Linked DNA regions of Homo sapiens: region 1 is linked to region 2. Evidence: chromatin loops called from intact Hi-C (ENCODE). Cell type or tissue: ascending aorta. All regions are shown on one strand. Links, peaks and the distances in the headings refer to the core of each region. The heading gives the core; the rest is flanking DNA. Region 1 overlaps SIK2 (salt inducible kinase 2). Region 2 holds the start of HSPB2 (heat shock protein family B (small) member 2).

Evidence for each region. A loop is a pair of places that touch in the nucleus more often than their neighbours do. Peaks named below come from ENCODE experiments on the same cell type or tissue, not always from the same donor. Only the 100,000 strongest peaks of a DNase experiment are listed, where the experiment ranks them.
Region 1: a loop joins it to region 2, with 7 times the contacts of the local background. A loop is called at or near these places in 2 of 110 quality-filtered maps.

The regions. Positions count from the first base shown.
Region 1 is chr11:111,730,685-111,735,059 of GRCh38, forward strand. It overlaps SIK2 (salt inducible kinase 2), which reads left to right. Exons shown (of 15, transcript NM_015191.3): 15 at 1-171. It also overlaps a transcript of PPP2R1B not described here. Among named protein-coding and RNA genes, the nearest start is that of PPP2R1B, 34 kb to the right of the region's middle. RefSeq lists enhancers at 1,963-2,779, 4,360-4,375. In ascending aorta, for the core only: no CTCF peak of the experiment used is centred there; DNase peaks (open chromatin) are centred at 729, 2,557, 3,137 and 3,878; H3K4me3 peaks cover 83 bases; H3K27ac peaks cover 4,000 bases.
Region 2 is chr11:111,912,198-111,916,572 of GRCh38, forward strand. It overlaps HSPB2 (heat shock protein family B (small) member 2), which reads left to right and starts at 537. Exons shown (of 2, transcript NM_001541.4): 1 at 537-726; 2 at 1,244-1,896. The coding sequence starts at 633. The coding sequence ends at 1,698. HSPB2-C11orf52 (HSPB2-C11orf52 readthrough (NMD candidate)) reads left to right here and starts at 539. Exons shown (of 5, transcript NR_037651.1): 1 at 539-726. It also overlaps a transcript of CRYAB not described here. RefSeq lists an enhancer at 1,288-1,941. In ascending aorta, for the core only: no CTCF peak of the experiment used is centred there; DNase peaks (open chromatin) are centred at 507, 1,012, 1,556, 2,004 and 1 weaker place; H3K4me3 peaks cover 3,062 bases; H3K27ac peaks cover 4,000 bases.

The DNA of each region.
Region 1 (4,375 bases), core at 290-4,289, 180 kb before region 2:
TCAAAAGTATAACTTGTCACTTAATGTTAGAAAATTGCCTAAAATGCAGTGTAATAAATAATCTCTGTACCAAATAGTAATTTAAATGGGGTAATTTTCTGCAAGGAAAATGTACTGTTTTTATGTTTCCAACCCTCTTGAATTAAAATAAAAACAACTTCTTTTCTAAGAGCCCGGGTGATGTGAATGTCAGGTTAATGCGATAGGGTTTTTGCCTCATCGGGCCTTGGGTGGAATTTTTAGAGTATGGAAGGTGGCTGTGTTCTCTGAGTTCTGGTGCTCATTTCAGGCTGCAGAAAAGGACAGTGGATAATATGTTCTCATTGACGTCAGCAGGGTAAATAATACCTTGCTCTGAATCGCCCGAGTACACGTTAGCCGCTGCAGATCGCTGACGGAAGCACTGCTAACCGCAGCCTGCACAAGGACAGGGCCCTGCTGGGCACTGCTTAATTACTGCTCCTTGATTCTCAGAGTCCCAGGGCAAAGCGCATCAGCCCAGGTAGCCTGGGCAAGGGCCTCATGCCGCGGTAGGAGGAGGGGAGGCAGATGCAGGGGTCCCCGAGGACAGGCAGCTACAGGGCAGGGGCTGGAAATGGGAGGGGAGGTGCTGCGAGCTGCCAGGCAAAAGACACTGCTACTTAGTCACGATGTCACATCTTCTCTGGGGTCTGCCAAAGGCCTCGACACTGCACGTGCGCTCACACAGTGCATTCCCTCACATGGGCGGGGCACCCTTTTGAGGCCCAGCTCCACGCCCTCAGGGTGCTGGAGGCACCATGTGCCAAGCTGCTCTCCTGCATCCTGGACCTGTTTCAGTGCCAGGCCCTGAGTGAAAGGCCACTGTTATATCCAGCTTGCTGGCAGCAGGATCTCGACTGAAATTTGGTTTCACTCAAACCATTCCAATTAAGCCCATGCTATAGAACATTGACAGTTCCCTCCCTGCGGGGTGAGCCGCTGGTCTCTGGGTAGCGGTGGGAAGGTGCAGTCGGCAGGGCCCACACTGGCAGAGGCTGGAAGGAGCGGAGCCCTCTCCACCAACGTCCACTGCTGCCTGACTCTGCTGACAATAGCTCAGTTCTGCCTTAAACTGGTGGTTACCCCTTGGCTACCCAAAATTTCAGTATTGCTGAGTTTCATTTCTTTTTTAAGGAAAGCACTAAATTTCAGTAACAATGTTTTCCCTTTCCCACCAGATTTCTCCATCATTCTTATTCTGTGTTGCCAAAAACAACTCCAATGCCCCAGGACGCAGGCAAAATAACAGACCAGTGGCCAGCTAGGCCCCAACCCCGCACTCCCCAGGACACTCTTCAGTTCTGCAGCCTTTGTGAGTCGAAGGCTCCAGCAGGGTGGGGAAGGAGAGCAGCAGGGAGGCCTGCACCCCAAACCCAGGGCCTCTGCCCAGTGGATGGAACCAGACAGCAGTGCCTGCACTTCCCAAGTTCTCCATCAAGACGCAGGACAGGTGGGAACAGGGCCCAAGGTTCTGTTCCTGGCGAGCAGCTGCTTTCTGCCCCACTAGATCTTAAATCGAGGACTCAGAGATCCCCTTGACATGCAAGCTATGGACTATTCCCAAAGAGCATGTACACAGACCCAGAACTTCGGACACAGAATTTCAGGACAGGAGTTGGTTCCTGGGCCCCCGAGGCCCCCCTCCCCACCAGGGACCAAAGTTAGGAACCCCTGACTCAGCCTCTGCTCTCTCAAAAGTTCTTGGCCAGGTGCTGTGGCTGACACCTGTAATCCCAACACCTTGGGAGGCAGAGGCAGGTGGATCATCTGAGGTCAGGAGTTCAAGACCAGCCTGGCCAACATGGTGAAACCCCATCTCCACTAAAAATACAAAAATTAGCCAGGTGTGGTGGCGGGCGCCTGTAATCCTAGCTACTCTGGAGACTGAGGCAGGAGAATCACTTGAACCTGGTAGGCAGAGGTTGCAGTGAGCTGAGATCGCACCACTGCACTCCAGCCTGAGCGACACAGCAAGACTTCATCTCAAAAAACAAATAAACAAACAAACAAAGCTCAGAGGGACCCTCCCTGCTGATGGGTTCTCATCCCTCCCTGGGTGGATCCAGGTGACAGGGAGCCTCCTGCTTGCCAGCAGCCCGTGGGCACCATGGGAGGAAGTTCTGGGCTTTGTGCACTAAATCCTGGGTGCTATGTGGCTACAAAGGAAATGTCACCTGCACAGAACATGGCTGCTCTGCCCTTCTCATTTCAGCCCCACCAGTGACTTCAAAAGCTGAGCAGCCCTTGAGCGATGGATTATCGCACAGGAATCATCCTGGACAACGTCCCTTAGGAGGCAGATGTGGGTCCTGACTGAGGCGAAGGGGCTGGGCCCTCCCTCAGACACAGGGGCCACTGGCACACCTGCCTCCCCCCAGGTATGAAGCTGTGCCCACAAATCACTCAGGCCAAACCCAAGGTCAGGCAGGGCAGAGAGCTTGCCAGGCGCCTCGGCCACTGTTCTTTCCAGCAAGCCTTCCTGCTGCTGCCTCCCTTTGTCCGTGTTTCTGGGGGGATTTCCTAGGGCAGACTGACTCAGAGCTGCTCTGAAATTGGCAAAGAGAGATTCCAAGCCCAGGGAAAGCATGAGCTGGGCTGAGCCCCCGAGCCAGCACAGTGTCTGGGAGGGTGGAGACAGGAGGGAGCCACAGCATGGGAAGCGGACTTCCCCTGGAGCCGAGCCCCCAAAAGCTGGATAAGCAGAAAAGCTCAGAAAATGTGGGCCCAGAGGAAAATGAGGCATTAGGGATTGAGCTTCTCAAAGGGAGAACTGAGTCACTCTCTCCTCAGGTCGGCTGGGACAGTTCTGGCTCCAGCTCCTCACTCCCCAAAAGTGAAATGCCCCGAGTGGGGCTGACTGACAAATCAGACCCTGAGGAGACTGTTCATTGTCACCCCAGGGCCACCCACATAGTTGGGGGTGGGACACAATGGAATGGAGGAAAAGCCCACCAAGCCCTTTCCTCCAAGCACGCCACACATAGCTCCCGGAGCGCACAGCCTTGCCTGTCTCTTCTGTCTGGGATCCGCCAGAACTGCCTTCCAGTCGCTACAGAGCCCAAATGCTTAGCAGTGCCCCTGTGCCAGCAAAGTGAGGGCTGAAGGGCAGGCAGGCAGTGGAAGGGAACCAGGGATGAGAGGGCCAGGCAAGGAGGGCTAGGCACAGAGCAAGCCTGGGAGAGCAAGGCCCGGCTCCCACCCAGCCCGGGAGCCACCACCTGGCCACCCTCCAGGCAGGGACATTCTGGGAGGCAGCAAAGAACCTCTGACAGAGGCCTCGGCCCCTGGCGCCCTCTCAGCCCTGCCACTAACCCAGGCAAATCATTGTAAAGGCTGGTGTCTCCAGTGGTAACTTGGAGCACAGGCTGGCTGGTTTCACCCCAGGGTTTACTGCGAGGGGCAAATGCAGCCTGGCCTGGCACTCCTGGAAGACCCCCACTCCCCTGGAGGGCTGTCACAGAGTCCCACTCTGCCTATCTTACTTTAACTCTTGCCTGCCCCAACACTAGGTACAGAAAATGGCTGCTTCTTGCCTGTGAGCTCTGTCTTCACTGACTTAAGGGTGGTTGTGCTGTTCTGAGCATCTGCTTCAGGCTAAGAACTGGGAACTCTGCCCCAGGATTTCTGAATTTTCGGAAATGAGTTCTAGGCATCAGACATGGGTACCACAAACATAAGAACATCCCTGAGAATCTATGTCACAGGTAGGAGGACTTTTTTATCTCCAACTGTTAGGTCAAGCTCCAGTGTGGAAAAGACTTGGAAGGCCTGGGGGAGTCTTTTTGTGCGGACAGCTCGGCCCCTAGGCCCCACAGTGGAGAGGGCACTGACAGGAGGTCAGCCTAAGGACCTGCTCCCGTGTGCCCTGTCACCAGCCTACGTCTGACTTCCCCATGGACTTCAAGGTCCAATTGCCTTAGCTGGAAGCCACTGGGGATGGGACTGAACATCCCTGGGCTTTGGTCTTTGTCATCAGTCCTCAGTTTGACTGGACTCACATCTCCTGTAGTCTTTCTGGGTTCAAGAGAACAAAATCCGCTGGCCAAGAGGTTGGCCCTTAAGGAGCTCCTCCCCTTCACACACTCCCAGCAGAGCTCCTCAGAGCTGCCCTTGAGACCCCCCAGGGCAGCGCGAAGGCCCTGCCAGCCTAACTCTGTGGGAGGAACAGGACATGCAGCTAGATGCTAGAGGCTGGCTCTAGGACAAGTGAGGTTCCTGAGCTGCAGAATGGCTCCAGCCTCAGGCCCAGAACAGCCTGGTTCACCAGCAGGTGCTGATTAAATCCAGAGAAGAGACCCGCATCGAAAGGCACAAGTCAGAGACCCTCAGGGCCCAAGGGACTCTCTGAGTTTGG
Region 2 (4,375 bases), core at 214-4,213:
GCCCCAGGGACATTAACTCTTTGTGAGTCCTTGGAAGAGAGCAGTGATGGTCAACATGTCAGCACCAGCCATCTGCCTCGTGCCCTGGGTTGACCTGGGTTTAGGAGAGGATCCCACATCTGGGCAGAAAGACCCCACCCCCTGAAAAAAGAGCAAACAGATTTCTTGCATCTTTCGTTCTATGTGGCTCTCAGAACATTAAATCCAGGAGTGCTTTAGGAATTGGGTGCACAGTGCCTGCCACCGAAGAGGAGAAAATGAGGTGTGGAAACGTGCAAACCGTTTGTGAGGGTCTCAGCGAGGCCTCTTCATGCCCCAGGCACCACCAGCTCCCCCTCCCCAGCTCGTTCCCAGCCAGGACCCTCAGCTGTCCTCTCAGGCCCCCTGCGACAGCTGAAGAGTGTGCGGGGGAGGGGACTAGGGGTCCGGGCGGCGCTGGTCACACCCTCGTTGCTCTCACTCAGGGCCCCCACTCCCAGCCCCTCCCCCCCCAAGAGGCTCGGCACTATTTTGGGTGGTGTCGACCCCGCCCCCACCTCCTATCGAGCCCTGGCTCTCCGGGCAGCTGGAGGGGTCGCGCTGCGCCTGTTGGGGCTGCACCTCGGACCAGGGCTTCTGCTGCATCTGCAGCCATGTCGGGCCGCTCAGTGCCACATGCCCACCCGGCCACCGCCGAGTACGAATTTGCCAACCCGAGCCGCCTGGGTGAGCAGCGCTTCGGAGAAGGTATGGCACAGACACCACCCCCTTGCCCCCCACCCCCACCCCCTGAAATTCTGGGCTGACCTCCCAACGTTGCTGGCCTCCACCCCACTCTGGGCTTAACTGATCTCCTGGGACCAGCCACCCCCCACCCCAGACTACCCCTCATCCCCTCCAAGCAGAGATCTTTCCCATTCCTGCTGACCTCAAGACACACTTGGTGCTTGCAGTGCTGATACCTGCTCTTTGCCGGCCTGGGTGTGCCTCCTTGTCCCCCTTCTATCCACCCAGGCCGTTTGGTGCCTCCTCCTCCTCCCCCTCCTCCTCCTTCTCCTCCTCCTCCTCCCTTTCCTTTCCGTTCTCTTTCCCCTCTTCCGAGCTGCCTTCTCCTCCTAGCTACAGTGTGGCCTCCCTCCCGTTCCCTACTCCTCCTGACTCCCCTCTTGCTCTTCCCAATCCCTCCTCTCCAGATTTCCCATTTCGCCCCTGTGCCAGCCTCATCCTCCCTCATCCTGCCTCTTGCCTTCTCTCTGCCCTTTAGGCCTCCTGCCAGAAGAGATCCTGACCCCCACACTCTACCATGGCTACTATGTCCGGCCTCGGGCCGCCCCAGCTGGGGAGGGCAGCAGGGCAGGGGCCTCCGAGCTTAGGCTCAGTGAGGGCAAGTTCCAGGCATTTCTGGATGTGAGCCACTTTACCCCAGACGAGGTGACTGTGAGGACTGTGGATAACCTGCTGGAGGTGTCTGCCCGGCACCCCCAGCGCCTGGACCGCCACGGCTTCGTGTCCCGAGAGTTCTGCCGCACCTATGTCCTGCCTGCTGATGTCGACCCCTGGCGAGTCCGAGCTGCTCTCTCCCATGATGGCATCTTAAACCTGGAAGCACCTCGGGGTGGCCGACATTTGGACACAGAGGTCAATGAGGTCTACATCTCCCTGCTCCCTGCGCCTCCTGATCCAGAGGAAGAGGAGGAGGCAGCCATAGTTGAGCCCTGATTGCCACAGACCCAGCACCCAGCAAATCCCTCTCTACCTCCCAAGGTGATATGGGCAGCTGCCCACCACTCCAGAGGTAGCAGCATCCTTGGGGGAAGGGAAAGGTGCATGGTCCACAATGTATGGTTTGGTCCCATGGGACATGTCATAGCCTTGGTTTAGTTTTGGGTGGAGCTGAATAAACCCAAATCTCAGGGCCTTGTTTGTACTGCTCCCTATTCTGTGGCCGGGAAGCTGGGATGGGGAGGGAGGGAGGAGGTCACAGCCAGCTAGACAAAAAGCTCCTCAGTTTGATGTGCCCAACGTCATAGGACCCTGAGCTCGCACTTGGATGCTGAGATCACACCCGGAAGCTGACTCTGGCTCCAGATCAAATTCCTAGCCATAATTTTCTCACAATGCAACAAAAGAGAGAGTGATCCTGGGAGGGAAAAGGGATATGCCATCCAAACAGCCCAGAGGGCACTGTCTGAGCTGGTGATTAGAGACACAAAAACAAGGGTCTCCAGACTGTCTGGCCCTTTTTGGGTAGGGGCTGGGAAAATGGTTTTTGGCTGGTGAGAGTTGCCTAAAGTCCTGGAGTGAATACTTTGTTTTCATGTACTAAGGTCTGTCCACTTAAATGGTCACTGATTTTGAGAGCCTGAGTATGCATACACAGGGCACAGACACAAAGCCTCTCCAATTATCACGGAACCCCATTACCTTCCCATCCTCTGGGGGTACGGTGTATTCAGGAAAGCCTGAGGTCTGTCCCCTCAGTTATTCTCTGCAATCAAGAGAACATCCAGCTACATGATTTGGGGGAAGTGTCCAAAAGACCTTCCTGCCTCCAAATACATATTTCATTAGGCTGTGGTAGATACCTACAATTCTTCCATTAAAGCAGTTGTTTCTTGGCTGGGTGCAGCAGCTCACACCTGTAATCCCAGTACTTTGGGAGGCCGAGGCAGGAGGATCACTTGAGCCCAAGAGTAAGAGACCAGCCTGGGCAATAGAGTGCAACCTTGTCTCTACAAAAAAATAAAAATTAGCCAGGCATGGTGGTGCATGCCTGTAGTCCCAGCTACTTGGGAGGCTGAGGTGGGAGGATGAGCTAGGGAGGTTGAAGCTGCAGTGAGCTGAGATTGCGCCACTGCACTCCAGCCTGGGTGACAGAGTGAGACCCTGCCTCAAAAAAATTAAATTGAATTGAATTAAATTAAGTGGTTGTTTCTTAACTTTTGGGAGTTATAGACCCTTCTGAAAATCTGACAAAAGCTATAGCTGCTCTTACCAGAAAAATACATATGCTCCCAAATTTGGCAATACAATTTGAATAGGTTCCCACAACTCTTAAGACCCATTCACATACCCCCCTTAGGGATCTGTGGACCTCCAGGATAACAGAACTCACTTGAGGAATTCGACTTTTGGTTAAAAGATTGCTGTCTATTAAAAATGAAAGCATGCCCCAGAGAAATAACATTTGACATATTTAACTGTTCATTCATTCATTCAGTAAATATTTATCAAACCTCATGTAATACACCTTGGGGGATATACATTGTAAATATAAATTATAAAAACTATTAGCTTTTATTGTCAACTTTCCAGAATCTAGTTGAGAAGAAAAATAATAAGAAAAGGATTCTACTTAGACTTCAACCAAAATAGCTTCACATTGATATGTTTTGTAACTGAGCTTTATTTAAAGGAAAGGGTTTCCTAGCTATAAGAAATTTGAAAACTTCTGATTTAGTCCAAATCCCCTCTCCATTCAAATGCTTTTAAAGTTATTAATCAACTTATTCGGGGACATTCTGAATAACAGACAACTTAGAACTTCTCACGGTAGTCGTTTCCATGTTCTTTCTTTTCTTTTTTAGACAGGGTCTTGTTCTGTTGCTCAGGATGGAGTGCAGTGGCATGATCATGGCTCACTGCAGCCTCAACCTCCCTTGCTCAAGCAATCCTCCTGCCTCAGCCTCCTGAGTAGCTGGGACTACAGGTGTGTGCCACCACGCCTGGCTAATTTTTTACTTTTTCTGGAGATGAGGTCTCGCCTTGTTGTCCAGGCTGGTCTTGAACTCCTGGACTCAAGCAATCCTCTATCCTTGGTCTGCCACAGTACTGGGATTACAGGTGTGAGCCTCTGTACCTGGCCTTCCATTTTCTTTTTGGTCTTAACTGACTTAACCGTTATAAATTCCTCCTTTTGTTGAATCAAAATCTGCATTTCAGTAACTTCTCTGGAAAACAAACACAATGGTTTTTTCACTGAAAATCCTTCTGATATTTAAAGATAACCATCCTGTCTTCCTGAGGCTTCCCTTTCCCAGCTAAACATGCCTAGTTCTTTTTTTTTTTTTTAAGACAAAGTCTCTCTCTGTCACCGAGGCTGGGTGTACAGTGGTGTCATCTCCCCTCACTGCAACCTCCTCCTCCTGGGCTCAAGCAATCCTCCCACCTCAACCTCCTGAGTAACTGAGGCTACAGGCATGCGCCACAACACCTGGCTAATTTTTTGTAGAGACTGGGTTTCGCCATGTTGTCCAGGCTAGTCTTGAACTTCTGGCCTCAAGCAATCTGCCCACCTCGGCCTCCCAACACATTGGGGTTACAGGCGTGAGCCACCACACCCAGCCATGCCTTGTTCTTTCAACCATATCATACAGCACTTTCCACATCACATATT